2 separate regions of the Homo sapiens genome follow, and region 1 is linked to region 2. A link is a loop called in an ENCODE intact Hi-C map of the cell type or tissue named here. Cell type or tissue: Calu3. All regions are shown on one strand.

Region 1 (8,000 bases), 520 kb after region 2:
GTGACTGCCGGGACCAAGTCCCACCCTAGCACTTAACCAGCTGCACAGACTTGGGAAATGACTTGTGGCCAGCATCAGTGGAACAGCAAACTCTGGACTGTCAAAGCCCAGTGCCACGTACTAATTGGTTATCCTTACAAGACATCCAAACTATGTACTCTGATTAGAGTATCCTCCTCCCATTATAAAAAACACGTATTATTATCCCCATTTTACAGATGGGAAAACTGAGATTTGTACAATGTATGTAATTCTCTTAAAGTCACGAAATGATCAAGGATTGAAACTGATTTAAGACCAGATCTTTCTGGACTCCAAAGTCTACTCCCTCAACCACACAGTAATCTACAAGAGAAGAGGAAAATCCCTGTTGGCCATTCAGTGTCATGATATTCTGGAAGGCTATTTACTGTATACCCAACTTTAGGGTAAATATCTTTCTTAAGGTAGACTGTAAAACAGAAGGAGCAAATGTCCCTTACTCATATATAGAAGTTCCTACTCCTACTAATATTAACCTAGTGATTAAAATTATGGGCTTTGGGGCTGGGCACAGTGGCTCACGCCTGTAATCCCAGCACTTTGGGAGGCCAAGGCAGGCAGATACTTGGGGTCAGGAGTTTGAGACCAACCTGGCCAACATGGTGAAACCCCATCTCTACTAAAAATACAAAAATTAGCCAGGCATGGTGGCACACACCTGTAACCCCAGCTACTTGGGAGGCTGAGGCAGGAGAATCACTTGAACCTGGGAGGCAGAGGCTGCAGTGAACCGAGATGGCGCCACTGCACTCCAGCCTGGGCAACAGAGCAAGACTGTCTCAAAAAATTAATTAATTAATTAATTATGGGTTTTGGAATCCAAAGTAACATGAATAATTGCTAATATTTATTAGACACCATGTTACCATGGATAATACTAAACCCTTTCCATCCTCACAATATCCATTTTCACAGGTTCTGTTATTGTCCCATAATACAGACTAAGAACATCAGGTGCAATGAAGTTAAACTGACATAGCAACTGGCAGTATTCCAAACCAAGCCATCTAACTTCAAGAGCTGACATTCTCATCCACACTAAACTCGTGGGCGCTGACTTCCTCGGTCATCAGCTGGGGATGACCACACCTGCTTCCTGAACTGCAAAGAGGAAATGGGACCAAGTAGGTAAAGCCACCAGCATATCTGGCATGCAGTAAGTGATGATGATGATGATGATGATGGCAGTGAGGAAGATGGTGATGATGATGACAGCTGGCCCTTGCAAAGATATAGGCCTAATTGCTACAGAACAATTTACTGCATAAAATCCTCAAAAAGAAATCTCTTCTTCCATTTCACTCACATAAATCTTCATGTGAACAGATCATTTGTGCTCTATGAGAAAGCTTATTTTCAAAATCAAAATCACAGCATTTTGCATTATATGAAGATATGAAGAAAAATGTTTAAAAGAATCTGATAAATAAAACTGTAGAGAAGTGGGATGGGGGTTGCTCACATTACCCATTGCAGTAAGTCTAGCCTTGAACTTAATTTTCCAGAATTCTTGAAATATCAGTGATCGCAACGTAAAAGACCAATTAATCAGGCTGTGCTTGTTCTTTATGTGTAAGTCACTGTTGCCATCTACAGTTAAATACAGGACATGCAATGCTGCCAAATAACTAATTCTAAGAACGTAGTCCTGGAGATGGTGGTGCTAAGGACTTGTACAATGAGTACAGAAAACAAAAATGCTACCTGGAGGAGCAGCTCTTTTTCAACCACCTCTTCAGTCTTGCTGATGAGACGCTTCTGCAGGGTGTGAATTTTCTGTATCAGCTCATATGCATTGGGGTCGCTGGCCTGTCCAAGGGGAACAACAATAGCAGCTGAGATATCATCAGCTTCAAAGCACTGAGGCCTCTATGTAAAATGCACATTGTCTTATTAAAATCTGTTGCAAACCTGCAGACCTAATACAGAGAGAATTAGAACCAAAAATAAAGTATAATAGATGAGAAAATCATAAATTCCTGTCCCCAAAAAGGCAGACTGCAGTTTTCCTAGTGTTTTTTCTATGGCATTAGTTATTCTATGAATACAAAGTAAATATGTTTATTCCACCAGTGGTAATAACAATAATGGTAGCTACTATGCTTGATATATGATTCTTTGCCACCATCCAGATACTATGCTAAGTGCTTTTTATACAACATTATACTTTAGCTGCAGGACAGCCCTAGGAGACAGTATGTCTTCTCCTTTTATACTGATAGGACAACTGAGGCTGAGAGAAACTAAGTCATTTACCCAGACTGGCAAGGCTCAGAGCCGGAATCACGCCCAAATATGCCAAGCTCCAAAGGCATAGTTCTCAATTCCTATGCTCTGAGGCTTACCCTACCATCTCCTCTGTTTACTTAATTTTCCAGAATTCTTTTTGTTGTTGTTGTTTGAGACAGGGTCTCACTCTGTTGCCCAGGCTGGAGTGCAGTGGTGCGATCATGGCTCACTGCAGCCTTGAACTCTGGGGGATCGAGCAATCCTCCTGCCTCAGTCTCCAAGCAGCTGGGACCACAGGCACATGCCACCACACCTGGTTAATTTTTTTGTGAAGACAGGGTCTCACTAGACTGCCCAGGTTTACTCCTGGGCTCAGGCAATCCTCCCACCTTGGCCTCCCAAAGTGCTGGGATTACAGGTGTGAGCCACTGTGCCCAGCCCCTAGAATTCTTGAATGGAATGAAGCAGGGCTCCCTAATTCACTCAGCCTTAGGATTCTCCTTTGGTAATTGTCAACAGGAAGATTCACTGCAGTCTATGATGGGGACCGCTTCCAGGATGTGGACTTCTGCTAATTATTGGCAGCAGAACACTACCATGGCATTTAGCTCTGAAATGGAATTATCAATCCACAAAGCTTTGATGTTCCTTCACTAGTTGTGTACAATTCAAACAAGATATACAGTTATAAATTGGTAATGTGTCCTCTACACTTTCAGCCAAGGCTTCACTTTCAACTGTACTGACATTTTGAATTAATCTAACAGCTAAATATTTTCAACTGCCTCCCAGAGTCTCTATTTTCTAATTTTTCTAACAGAAATTGATGTGGAATTGGAAACTTTAAAGATCTGCATGAAAACACATGGAATAAACTAATGTGACAGTAAATGAATTTAAAATCTTCATCTCCACTTCTGCAGACATATCCATATTACTATTGGGTTAGTAAACTACACCACTCTTGGCATTTGAAGAGGAAGGAATGAGGGTCCAAAAGAGAAAAGAAAAAGAGAGATGCTATTGACTCTGACTTTGCTTAAGAAATACTAAGCAGTGCCAACTGATATCCATCTATTGGGACTAGATTTGGCACACATTCACCCGGCAGGGTTGGACGCTGTTAAAATTCAGGCCTCATGTTTACATAACAATTTATAATGCATTATCCTTAATGCTTTCTTCATTAAAAGGAAAAAATAAAAATGGAAAACAAGAATCTACCTGGCTGATTTTCTTTCTTATAAGGAAAAAATAAAAAGTAAAAACAAAAATAAAGGAATTTTTGTTTTTTCCTCTCTTACAGGTCCCTATGTAAAATACATATTGTCTTTTCCATTCTTAAAGAAAAAAAATTAAAATGAAAAACAAAGCCTGGGCGTGGTGGCTCACGCCTGTAATCCCAGCACTTTGGGAGGCTGAGGTGGGCGGATCACGAGGTCAGGAGATTGAGACCACGGTGAAACCGTGTCTCTGCTAAAAATACAAAAAATTAGCCGGGCATGGTGGTGGACGCCTGTAGTCCCAGCTACTTGGGAGGCTGAGGCAGGAGAATGGCGTGAACCCGGGAGGCAGAGCTTGCAGTGAGCCGAGATCACGCCACTGCACTCCAGCCTGGGTGACAGAGCGAGACTCCATCTCAAAAAAAAAAGAAAAACAAAAACAAAAATCTCCCTGGCTGATTTTCTTTCTTATACCTGCCCTGCTTTATCTTATATGACATACTTACATCTCCCAATACCCTGATCATTCATTTAGTCGAAGGCCCTTTTAGCATCCACATTGCTAGTTACAACTAAAGAGATGGCTTTTTCTTGAATAAGCAAGAGTTTGTCTTTAACTGTCATTTTCAGTGCTGGTGGTAATGACTATCAGAAAGTCATAGAATTAAATTAAATATGAAGTTGATTATCCATCCCCTACCAATGGGACTTTAGCTGTGTCCCCAGATTCTAAGAGAAAGGGCTTGGCTAACGCAATGCTTTCAAAAAGAGGGCAGTTCACAAAACCGTATTTTCTGTAAGTAATAAAAGGATGCAAAGATCAATTGAAAGATGGTGGAGATGCTGGTGACCAATATCATTAAAGGCCACGAACATCCAAGACTAACAGGCAGCCTTAGGATAACTGGTTAACCAAAACCTACCCAAGCCAGAAAAATAAATGTCAATTGGTGAGGCAGGTTCACAGCTTTCACTGGGCTTTCTTTAGGTAGAAAGAATTTTGTGCAAGACTTTTAAAACAAAACCCAAATGAACCATCTGGTTCTGAGAAAACTCAATTTACATCAGATACAGCCTTACATTTTAGGTGACAATTTGCATAGCATTAAATAAAACCTCGCTTCTCATTGTGCTTTAGGTTAGAAGCTTCGCGTGGGATAGGAGGAGAGATTTGGGGATGGGGAGAACACGCTGCCAGATGTTACCTCGAGCTTCCTCCATCTGTGCACATTCAGGGGATTCTCCAGCTCCTCCTCCAGGGCTCGGCAGCGTGTCCTCTCCTTCAACAATTCTCTTTGCATGTGAAAAAACTCCTGTCTGAATAAGACAAACTTGATTTTGCAAAGAATTATCCACCCGTTTGAATATCCTATCTATCTTTAATTAGTTGCATACACACTATGTCTTATATAAAAAGTTGGAGTTAGGGAGAATATTGTGAACACAGGGACCAGCCTCCTAATTCTGGGCAAGATGATATTAATTCTTGCAGAGCTCAAGAATTGGCTTAGCTTTCAAAAAAAAAAAAAAAAAAGTGCCAGGGCTTCAGAGTCAGAGTCATGGTTCTGGATACTCAATAAATTTATAAGTATACGAAAAGAACAAAGGGCAGGGGGATTGTATTAGTCTTTTCTCACACTGCTAATAAAGACATACCCAAGACTGGGTAATTTATAAAGGAAAGAGGTTTAATGGACTCACAGTTCCACATGGCTGGAGAGGCCTCACAATCATGGAGGAAGACAAAGGGAGAGCAAAGGAACATCTTACATCGTGGCAGGCAAGAGAGCTTCTCTAGGGGAACTCCCAGTTATAAAAACCATCAGATCTCGTGAGACTTATTCACTACATCACTACAATGAGAACAGCATGGGGGAAACTACCCCTATGGTTCAATTATCTCCACCTGGACCCCACCCATGACACGTGGGGATTATTACAATTCAAGGTGAGATGTGGGTGGGGACACAGAGTCAGACCATTTCAGCAGTGAATTATGACAGTTTCAATATACTGTTTAATGTTTCTGAATGTCTCTATAGTGGTAATAAGTGAACAGGCTACAGTCCACAAACTCAGCACCTGACAGCAATATATTGAGGCTCAGGTGATAACCTAACACTAGTTAGGGCATACGTCTCTACCCTCACTACACATTGAAATCCCCTGGGGAGCTTTGAAAAATACCTCTTCTCCTGGACCCAATCCTTACAGGGATTCTGTTTAATAGTCTAGCATGGGTCCCCGGCTTCAGAGGTCTTGGCAATTCTCACATGCAGTCCGGATTGAGAAATCCAAGTTAGAAGTTGTAATGAGATTTTATCCTGAGTTCCACAACCACACAGATGGCTAAAAAAGTCCTGAATAACTAGCTCTGGCTGAAACACACCGCTAAAATCTTCAGAAATCTGTAGTTGATAGGTAATATGTGACAGCCATCCTCAGTGTTGCGAGCTGGCTGTCGCCCTATCGAATGAGACATTGGGAGGCAGAGAAGAAGCAAGCACTTGCATTGACATGGGCAATAAGGATATTATTACCTGTCCTCGCCTGCTGCAGGGGTGCAGATTACTAATACTAAGCCATCTCTTTTACTTAATCGATTCATTTAAACCAATAATACAACTTCCCCTCATTAGCAAGACAAACCATTAGAATTAACTGCATGATGTTCACTCAACAGGGCGCTCAGAGCAAGCTGCTTAGAATTAAAAGCATATTTTTAACACTTCAATTTTCTAGAATGTCATCAGAAGGGGAGGGCAGAAATATTAGCTACCGTATTTGACGGCCTGCTTTGTACTAGACTCTATACTAGGCACATTGATTTGTTTTCCTGTTTAATTGTGACACCAAGTCCAAAGCTCAGGGAAGGTCAGTGACTTGCCCAAGGTCACACAGCTTGTAGGTAGCCAGACAGATTGGAATTCATACTAGCTTACCTCCAACATTTATTAAGTTGTCTTCCCATTGAAAAGAAAAATAAAATATATTAACAACAAACTAGCAATACTGAATGGGAATGGATAAAATGTGGTCCTTTGTGTATGTAATAAAAATAACTCATGGCTGACAAGTTTAGTGATGGTTTGGAGACTATTCGATAGCTACTTAGAATGAATCCATTTGTCTCCAAAATGTCAGTGGTGGTATCTCTGGGTAGTAAAGTTATGAGTGATTTTCTAATCCCTTCTTTATATTTTTTCTGCATTTCTCACATTTTCTACAATGAATTTGTACTGCTTTCGTCATCTGAAATACAAGCAACTCCAAAAGAAAAAAAAAAAGAAAAAGTATTGATTTATCCTTGATAGTGGCAACCTCGCTATTCCTGCATATATTCATTGCATTTAAATATCCAAACTATCTTCTAACCCAATTGATTTGAGAAGCAGATCCAAACCATGTCCTTATTCCAAGATGGTCAAGGATACTGTTCATCTACAAGTCTGTGGGGAATAAGGATAGCTACTGAGAAAATACCAGAACTCTTATTTGGTTTCCTGCAATTGCCTATATAAAACATGGTGACGTTTTCCCAAAGGGAAAGTAGATCTTGTGTAATGCAAGATTTAAAGAAAGAAGAAGGCGCACTAAGCTAAAGTGAAAGCTGCAGAAGATAAATCAAAAGTGAGATACAAAATTTGGCCGCCTTCTAAGGAAACGAAGTTTTCAAGTAGTGGTAAAATTATATTTTCCACCTCTTTTCTTCCTGTATATAATTCCAAGAAAAAGATGTGCAAATGTTACCAGATTAAATTTCAATATTGATGCTCCCTCTCTTGCATACTGACTTATTAAAGAAATTCAAGAAAGCTCATTGGGGGAAAAAATTTCTGAATTGTAACTAATTTCCTTGAAAATTCTTTTGTAAAATGCAGAATGCGGTTTTTTAAAAACCTTTTTGCACTCGCCCTTACCCCCCCGAAAGGAAGCTGGTTCATTATTGTGACACAGCATGGGCACAATGGAGATGTTATGGAAAAGCTGCTCTTATTATTTGTTAATAATTTCATCCTGTAAACTTCATTTTGTACAACTCGATAAAGACCTTCAATGAGCAACAAGCATGACTACGAAGTGATTTTAGGAGCTCCCCACGTTGCACTGTGCCTTCAGCCCTGAGTTCTATAATCTATTACCTGAGTTCTTCAACATTAGCCATACTCCTGGCAAGAATCCCCTTTTCCCGGCGAAGCTTCTTGATCTCAAGTCTGAGGATTCTCATGTCCTCCAACCTCTGGTTGTACTGGCTCTCCCCTTTATTCAGCACAGACTGTTGGATCTTGATCTTCTCATAGAGCAAAGCTAACTCATCATTGCGCCGAACAAGCTGAGACCCCAGGATATCTCTCTCACTGATGACCTAGGAAGGTAGGGAGGGGCATAGTCACCAGGGAAGGAGGAGCCTTAGCTTTTCACTGTGACAGCACCATTCATTCAATGAGTATCTATTGAACGCCCACATGTACTGGGCACCACATGGGCTGGGCACTGGAAAGAGCT
Region 2 (8,000 bases):
TGTTTTATAAAATACTATTGTGAGCCCCATTGACAGATTAAACAACTAAGGCTTAGAGAAGTCAAGTAATATGTTCAAGGTCACACAGCAACTGAAGCATGAGCTGCACGCTCTTTCCTGCACATCACACTACCTCATTGGGCCCTGGGGGAAACCAGGAATAATTAAGGAGCTCTAAACTGACCACTACTTTTCCTACCTCTGGCTGCCCTGCCAAGGAGATAATCACATGCATTTCTCACACTTCTGTCCTCTCTGATTCATTTGTTTCCTCTGTTTGGTCATCATAAGACAGCCCAAGCCATTTCTCAGAGTTAGATTCATGCTGTGGGATGACAGGGCTGACTGTCTGCATCTGCTCTCAGGAGGCCCTCGACATAGGGCTGCAGCACTGACCAAGGCCTTCATTTGTCACTGAGGCCAATGTCTCAGACTTCCCTGCCAGCTCAGACCCCAACATGTGGGGACAGAGACTTGCTGGCTTCAAACCCACCCCTGAGCCATCTGGCAGACCCGAGGATCCCAGGACACTTGGCCCTCATTGCCCAGACACGCTCACCAGCAGAGTGTGTACCAAGTGCTGAGGTCTGTCATTCTGACCTTGGGCTGGTAATGGGGGCACGAACTGGGGGCGAGGAGGCATGCATGCCAGTAGCAATCTCTCTGCTTGGTTGAAGAAAAAAAAATCGAGTCATTTCTTTCACCAGTGGTGGTGATTGTATTTGTTACAGATATCTCTACCTCAGGGGCAGTGAGATCCATTTGCTATATGGCTGTGCATTGGAACATGAGGAAGAACACATCATCCTGCCTTCCCAAGCACTTTGCTAAAATTGCTCTTGCTTGTGATGTTCAGAAAACACACCCAGAAGGTCTAGTGAGGGCAGTGCATGTGAGAAGAGAGGACAGAGTGGGATGCTTAACACAGGCATCTCATCAGTCTGAGAGGCTGGTCGCCAGCCTTCCTGAGACACAGGTCTCATGCTTTCAAGCCCCTGCTCAGAAGCCTGCTATGGCTCCCCAGGTCCTTCTGCCCTGAGTCCTAACTCCATCCCTGGGCTTTTGGGAGTCTATAATATCTAGTCGTACCCTATTCTCTCTCCCAACTTGAAACTGCTAAAACCCACATACTTAAAACCTCTATACTCTCATTACCTTATCAGATTGCCCTTTCCTTTCCCTCCTTTTCCAAATCCCAAAATTTCTTCCAAATTCTGCCTGATTTTTGCCTCTACCTTTTACCAGCTTTGATTATGCCACAGCATGACATCCTTCTTCAAGCTTGGTGCTGCATTCACTCTTCTAGACTTGGATACACACTGTCTTCTTTTTTTTTTTTCAGACGGAGTCTTGCTCTGTTGCCCAGGCTGGAGTGCAATGGTACGATCTCGGCTCACCACAACCTCCACCTCCCGGGTTCAAGCGATTCTCCTGCCTCAGCCTCCCGAGTAGCTAGGATTACAGACACCCGCCACCACGCCTGGCTAATTTTGTACTTTTAGTAGAGACTTGGTTTCACCATGTTGGCCAGGCTAGTCTTGAACTCCTGACCTCAGGTGATCCACCTGCCTCGGCCTCCCAAAGTGCTGGGATTACAGGTGTGAGCCACCGTGCTCAGCTTGCTGTCTTCTTTTTAAAGGCTTTCAAAGTGTAAAACTCCCATGATCTCCACTGGTCCTTCAGGCCTGGCTTAGAAGCCCCCATCAATGTTCACTGTGTTGTTATTTTCTCTTATCCAGCCTGACTCTCTCAAGATACAGATCAATGACCTCTCATCTGGGTTGCACCCTTGATTTTCCTGCTCCTATCACTGGCTCTGCCTAAACAATTACTGTGTGTCCTTGGCTGCCATTTAACCTCAAATGGAATCCCTTCTCAGAGGCTTTATTGAGCAACTATGATGGCTAAATGAGCCAGGCAGTGAAATGGAACCAGCATTGTATGTGGCCATCCAGGAATACAAGCTTCCCTAAATCCTTGGTTCAGCCCAAATCAGAGTTCACACGGAAGAGAAACAGACATTTTTTCATATTTCTTAACTCTCAAGTTTTCATAATACTTTGTGAAAAATGTTTTATACACACCTAGATGCACATATACACACATACAGACACATAAAAACTTCAACAATAGAAATAAAAATTTTAAAAGATATTGAGCAAACATAAGCACCTAAAAAGTACACTAAGTGACTAATTTTTATTATTCCTCTAAAATGTCTGGATAATCTTAATGCAAATCATTATTATCTTTATTTTTAAAAAAATTACGATATACTCGATGCAAACCCTAAAGGGCACTTTGGAGAAGAGCCAGGATAGGTTTATATTCTTCCCATTTTCAAATAAAATGCAAAAGAAAAAACTAGTAATCATTTTAATGAGCCTTTAAATAAATTCTTGGCCAGAGCACACTGCAGTAATTTATACAAAGAACCATATACCTATATTTGCTGAGAAAGAGACATTTGTGACTTAAGACTGAATTTCCAAGAATTACTCTAGATTCTTTTTCCTTTAAGTGATGAGTTTGAATGGAAGCACATTCGCAGCCATTCCATTGCTGGGTCACACTTGCGAAGGCAGATGGAAACTCCTAGACCGGTGTCTGCCCCCTCATTGATTCTCCTTTCTGCTTTCTTAGCCCTAATGGGATCTGATACTTTCCCTTTTGGGGTGCAAGGAGTCTTTTCTGGTTCTTTTTCTGGATACACCAAGAAGAAAAACATTTGGACGTGGAATCAGTAAATGAGGGAGGTTTGGTTCATGTTTTGTTCTTTTCCTTTTTTTTTACTTCTTCCTTTCATACATTTTCCCCTAAACCCATCTCCAAAACACTGCTCTAGCCGCTTGGTAACTATGTTAATTTATGAAGCAGGAAAAAATGAGATGGCTGTGAATTAACAAAAGTGGGACCATTTCTCTCCATGAGCAGAACAATCAGTCTTTCTCAGGCAGTCAGCAAGTCTGGTTTTAAGAGACAAGGAAGAAGATGGGGAAAGAGAAAGTGGCAGCATGCCTCCTGGATAAGGCAGGACATGAGGCTCTTTAAAAATCCAAGCCTCTGGGAGCTGCATCCTCTCCAAGGAAGCCTGAAAGCAGGCAGCTCACAGCTCAGGAGGGGAGGCCCAGCAGCCACTGCGGTCAGCACTAAAGGCACAGCCAGGCAGCCGGACCCTGGCTTCCAGTCTGCAATCTTGATGCCAGCTCCATCCCAGTAGTAACAATCTTTCTGTTTCTGTAGCTCATTTCTTTCAAACAAAATTACAACTCTCATTTTTCCTAGATATGTTCTTTATTTTTTGCCATGGAAAGGCTCTCTTATTTGATTAAACAAAAATAAAATAAGCTGCATAGGAGCAATTTGAAAGTCCAAAGAGACACCAACTTTGTTTTAAGGCTGTAGTAACTGATACAGCATCTCCTTGCTACCTTCTCCAGCCTCCTCTGTGGACCACAGCAATTCATTCAGAAGCCTGTTAGCTAACATGTCAGTTTTGGGACACTTTACCATTGGTTCTTCACCTGCTCATTGTCTGCCATACCTGCAGCCTTCAATAATAACATTCAAGATTTAAAAATGAAAAACAAAAGAGGAAAAAGAAACCCAAAAGCCTCAAACAAACAAAAACCTGCTTTTTCCTAAAGGTTTGGGGGAAAATATTCATTTCCCCACTCATCTGCTGAATTGATGGGATTCACACTATCAGGGCAATGCCCATTGAAAAGGGGCAAAAAGCAGTCAGCGCCTCAGATGGGCTTGGAGCATGGTTTCTGCCACCAGGGGGAGTTATTCTGGTAGTGCATATTCCTTATATCATGTTTGCCTTGGACAAAAAAATTAAGTGGTTTAACCTGGTCATTCTAACATAAGGCAACATGCCTATGTTAATTCCCCTAATTCGGCATTTACTTTTCTTAAAAAAGAGAAAAAGACAACCGAGTCATGTGTTCTACAGTTAAAAATTAAAGCATTTTGAGTTCATTTTCTTTGCAAGGACATGGATGAAGCTGGAAACCATCATTCTCAGCAAACTAACACAGGAACAGAAAATCAAACATCGCATGTTCTCACTCATAGTGGGAGTTAAATAATGAGAACACATGAACACAGGGAGGGGAACATCACACACTGGGGCCTGTCAGGGGAAAGGGGAGGGAGAGCATTAGGAAGAATATCTAATGCAGCCAGGGCTTAAAACCTAGATGACGGGTTGATAGGTACAGCAAATCACCATGGCACATGTATACCTATGTAACAAACCTGCACGTTCTGCACATGTATCCCAGAACTTAAAGTAAATTTTTTTAAAAAAATTAAAGCATTTTGCTGGCCAGGCATGGGAGCTAGTGGACAGTATTAAGAACAATTCATAAAAAAATGCTAACAACCCTCCCATACAATATATCTAACATGCTAGTTATGCTTCTGAAAGAAGGGGACAGGTAAGTGATCTTTTATCCCCATTTTACAAATTGAGAAGGTGAGGATCAGAGAATTTAAATGACTTCTCAGTGCCATACAGGTAGTTAACAGAAAGGCTTAAAACAGAAATCCTGATTCTTTTCCCAGATAGCCCACCTCCCAGGGACCCAGCCTCTTGCTCCTTTATCAAGCCATTTGGCCTTTGTCATGCTGCTCAACCATTCTGGGCAGTTTTGAATGCAAGTCCTTGGTTTCCCACCCAGGTTCATTTGAAATGAGATTCCAGCTGCAATACCCTTTGGGCTTTGAGAGTGGAGTACTGAGAGGCTGTGGATATCTCTGTAAGCCGTAGAGACACAACTGACATTCAGCAGGACCGACGTGGAATGCTATTTTCCTACCACTTCATATTTGTGCTCACCTTATTCTCAGTCAAGGTTCTCTATCAGATCAGAATTCTCCAGCTGTCACCAGCCTTATGGGCTTGGCAGAGAATACTAGACTAGGAGTCTGTAAACTGCTCCCGCCCCAGCTCTGAGGCAAGTGACTCTATGACCTCAGACAAGTCCCTGAGTGGCCTCTTCTGTTCAATGAGGGTCTGCACAGTCTCCGAGAGCCCTTTAAGCTCCAATATGCAGTGAGTCTAAGAATTAAATATGAATGGAAACGAGTTAAATGAGCATATTAGACCAAGGCACATGACCATCAGCAACAAATCTGAGCAAATGGCTAACATCTCAGTACCAAATATCCATCATCTGCAAATTGCATGATGATCGTGCCAACATCATAGAGTTTCTGTTGAAGTATTAAATGAGTTAATTCATTGGAAGCATTTAGGATAATTTTCAGCACATAGCAAACTCTCAAAAAACTCTAGCTCCTTCTTGTATTATTATTTTTACTATCATTGTCATTATTATCATAGACACTTGTTGCCTTTATGAATAGAAACAGATACTAGCACTAACAGAGACTTCTTTGCTCCTTAACAGACAGGTTATTATGCACATGTTACGAAGAGAAAAAGAAAGGCTCACAGAGGAGAGATGTCTGGTTGATGTGTCATTAAGTCAATGGCCATGAAGGAGGGAGTGTGGTACAGCAGAGCTAAGCTCCCACTCCCTATTGCAACACTTGGTGTCCTCTATTCTGGGTTACCAGAACAGGCAGCATCTCTAACTCCCTTGCCTGCAGGAGGAGGGCTAAGCGTCCCTGGGTAATGCGTGTGATGCTCCTATGAAGTTGCATTGGCTCATGCTGATAGAACCCCTTAATTGTGCCAGCAAGTAGTGCTGCTGCTCTGACTTCTACCAGCAGAGCCAGTGTGTTTCAGGGACCCACCTTTTGACCAAGGAACTGTAACTTCAGAAAAGATAGCCCAGGTAACAGGGCTTGGCCAGCCAACATGTAGTCATATAACTAAGAGCTATGAGGATTACACTTCCTAAGGGCTTGGCCAGCCAACATGTAGTCATATAACTAAGAGCTATGAGGATTACACTTCCTAAGGACTTCCCAACTGGCTATCCAATGAGCCACAGAAATTAAATGTGGATCATCACATGGTACTGCAAAGCCCTCTGAAAAACACTGTCTAAATGGTGGCCATCCAGACGACCTGAGCTGGAAGGGGCTTCGAAAAGCATAGAACATAAACTTGCCATTATACAAATAGAGAAATGAAAGCCCTGGGAGGGAAGTGGCCTATATAAAGACACTGAGTTGCTCAGGGGCAAAACCAGAAGCAGAAAGCAGACATCTGCCCCCTACCCCTACTCTAGTGGTCTTACCCTACAATGACACAAAAAGTCCCTTTGCACTGAAGGATCAACCATGTGCTTCCTCTGAGTCAAAGGGAAATCTTTGTAAGCCACACTTGACTTAGTTTATCTCTCACACATATAAGGGTATCAGTGCAGGTCCCCAGCAAGAGAGTCTACGAAGTGTTCTCCTGTGACTCTAAAGACCACTTTGCAAATACCAACTTTTCACCTGTAGACTTAGTTACCACTTGAATATGCCACATGCTGCCAACTGGAAACAGGGATAACAGTAGATTTGGTACAGCCTGTTAGCCCCCAAACCCTGAACTCCACCTCCTAAATATTTCAAAACACGGATGTTTCATATTAAAATCTATATAGAAAAATATCTTTAAAACTCAGAACATAATAGCAAGGATGTTAACAATAACTGGCTATGCTGGGCCCTCATTTTCACATGACAACAGTCATTTGGAGCCTAATGGCAAAAGGCCCTTTACAGAGGGGCTTCCAAGTCTCTACCTGGCCCACATCTTCCTTGCCATTATCTTCTGGCCCCTGCATGCATCCGAATTTGAGACCTAGGTCTATGTAGCAGTCATTTTCTTCGGTGCATCTTGTCTGCCCAGGTGAATTGCACATTTCTGAAAGCAGGAAACTCCCTCCCTCAAAACATACTTTGCTCAGAGGTAGACATTTTTAAAAGATTGTTCAACAGCCTAAAATTACCTTTCCACCTTTTTGGCCTTACTTTAGTGTAAGAGACTTTAATATTTGTGGACTGAAAATGTGTTACCCTGCCACTTACTTTCCCTGACCCTGCAACTATCTTAGGAGTCTGGTATTTTAAAATTCTGTGCTATGTTTTGGTTAAAGGTTTTCCAGCATTTTAAAGATAGTTCAGGGTTATGTGTTGTATCCAGAGAGCGACATTGGCATAACCAGCCTCCGACCACACACGCGGTGCCTCTCGAACAGCTTGACAAAAGCAGCTTGCTCACTGTAAGAATCTCACTGGTAATTCCCACTATATTTCTGCAGGGTAGCCTGAAAGTAATTATCCTTCTCACTGGTAAATCAATTAGGAATGCAGGATGTAATATTCCCCTCCTCCTCCAAGAAACTGCTAATCCTCTAACACTAATGAACAGAAAACCCCAGGCAACAGGGTTACCACTAATAGAGTGATGATTACAACTCACCTGGTCTTTATACCTGTGGTAGTGGCACCAACCCTGTGGGCAGATAGAGGTGAACAGGAATCCTGGACCCCCTCTTATTAGCTATTTTCCAAAATTAAGTGTCTATCTGCTTGAGCCTCAGTTTCTTCGTCTGTCAAATGAGGATAAAACTACCACGCTCAGGAGATTAATAGTAAAACTTAGAATAAAGTGTAGTAAGGAACTTAGCCCAGTGCCTAGAACTTATTAGAAGCTCAATAGAAAGAACTCATTAGCCTATACTGATGTCAGACCTTATAGTTTTCATCACACACACACACACACACACACACACACACACAGAGAGAGAGAGAGAGAGACATGTACCTCTAACTATAGTAATTTGGTCACATTCTCTGGCTGTTAGACCAGTGTGTGCTCTCTGCCATTTCCAATGCACTGTCTCCAAAGTTGCAGGTGGCAGTCACTTTGGAGCCAGAGTAATTAGACAATAACATGCCTGCATTTCTCTGTCCACTCAAAGATTCATTCTCAAATAAGCTCGCCCATGGGAGTCAGGCTCCTCTCTAGTTAAGGCACAAAGCCTTCAGCCTGTTTTTACAAAGCACAGCAGACTTGACCTTGGCAC

What was found. Hi-C counts contacts between places; a loop is a spot of excess contacts. Peaks named below come from ENCODE experiments on the same cell type or tissue, not always from the same donor. Only the 100,000 strongest peaks of a DNase experiment are listed, where the experiment ranks them.
Region 1: it touches region 2 in a loop (4-fold over the local background); 23 of 110 quality-filtered maps call a loop at or near these places.

What each region holds. Positions count from the first base shown.
Region 1 is chr10:104,400,540-104,408,539 of GRCh38, reverse strand. CFAP58 (cilia and flagella associated protein 58) reads right to left here. Exons shown (of 18, transcript NM_001008723.2): 13 at 7,637-7,860; 14 at 4,700-4,811; 15 at 1,747-1,851. Among named protein-coding and RNA genes, the nearest start is that of CFAP58, 51 kb to the right of the region's middle. In Calu3, no CTCF peak of the experiment used is centred here; no DNase peak of the experiment used is centred here.
Region 2 is chr10:104,921,217-104,929,216 of GRCh38, reverse strand. All of the region lies in intron 3 of SORCS3 (sortilin related VPS10 domain containing receptor 3), which reads right to left. Among named protein-coding and RNA genes, the nearest start is that of SORCS3-AS1, 260 kb to the right of the region's middle. In Calu3, no CTCF peak of the experiment used is centred here; a DNase peak (open chromatin) is centred at 3,786.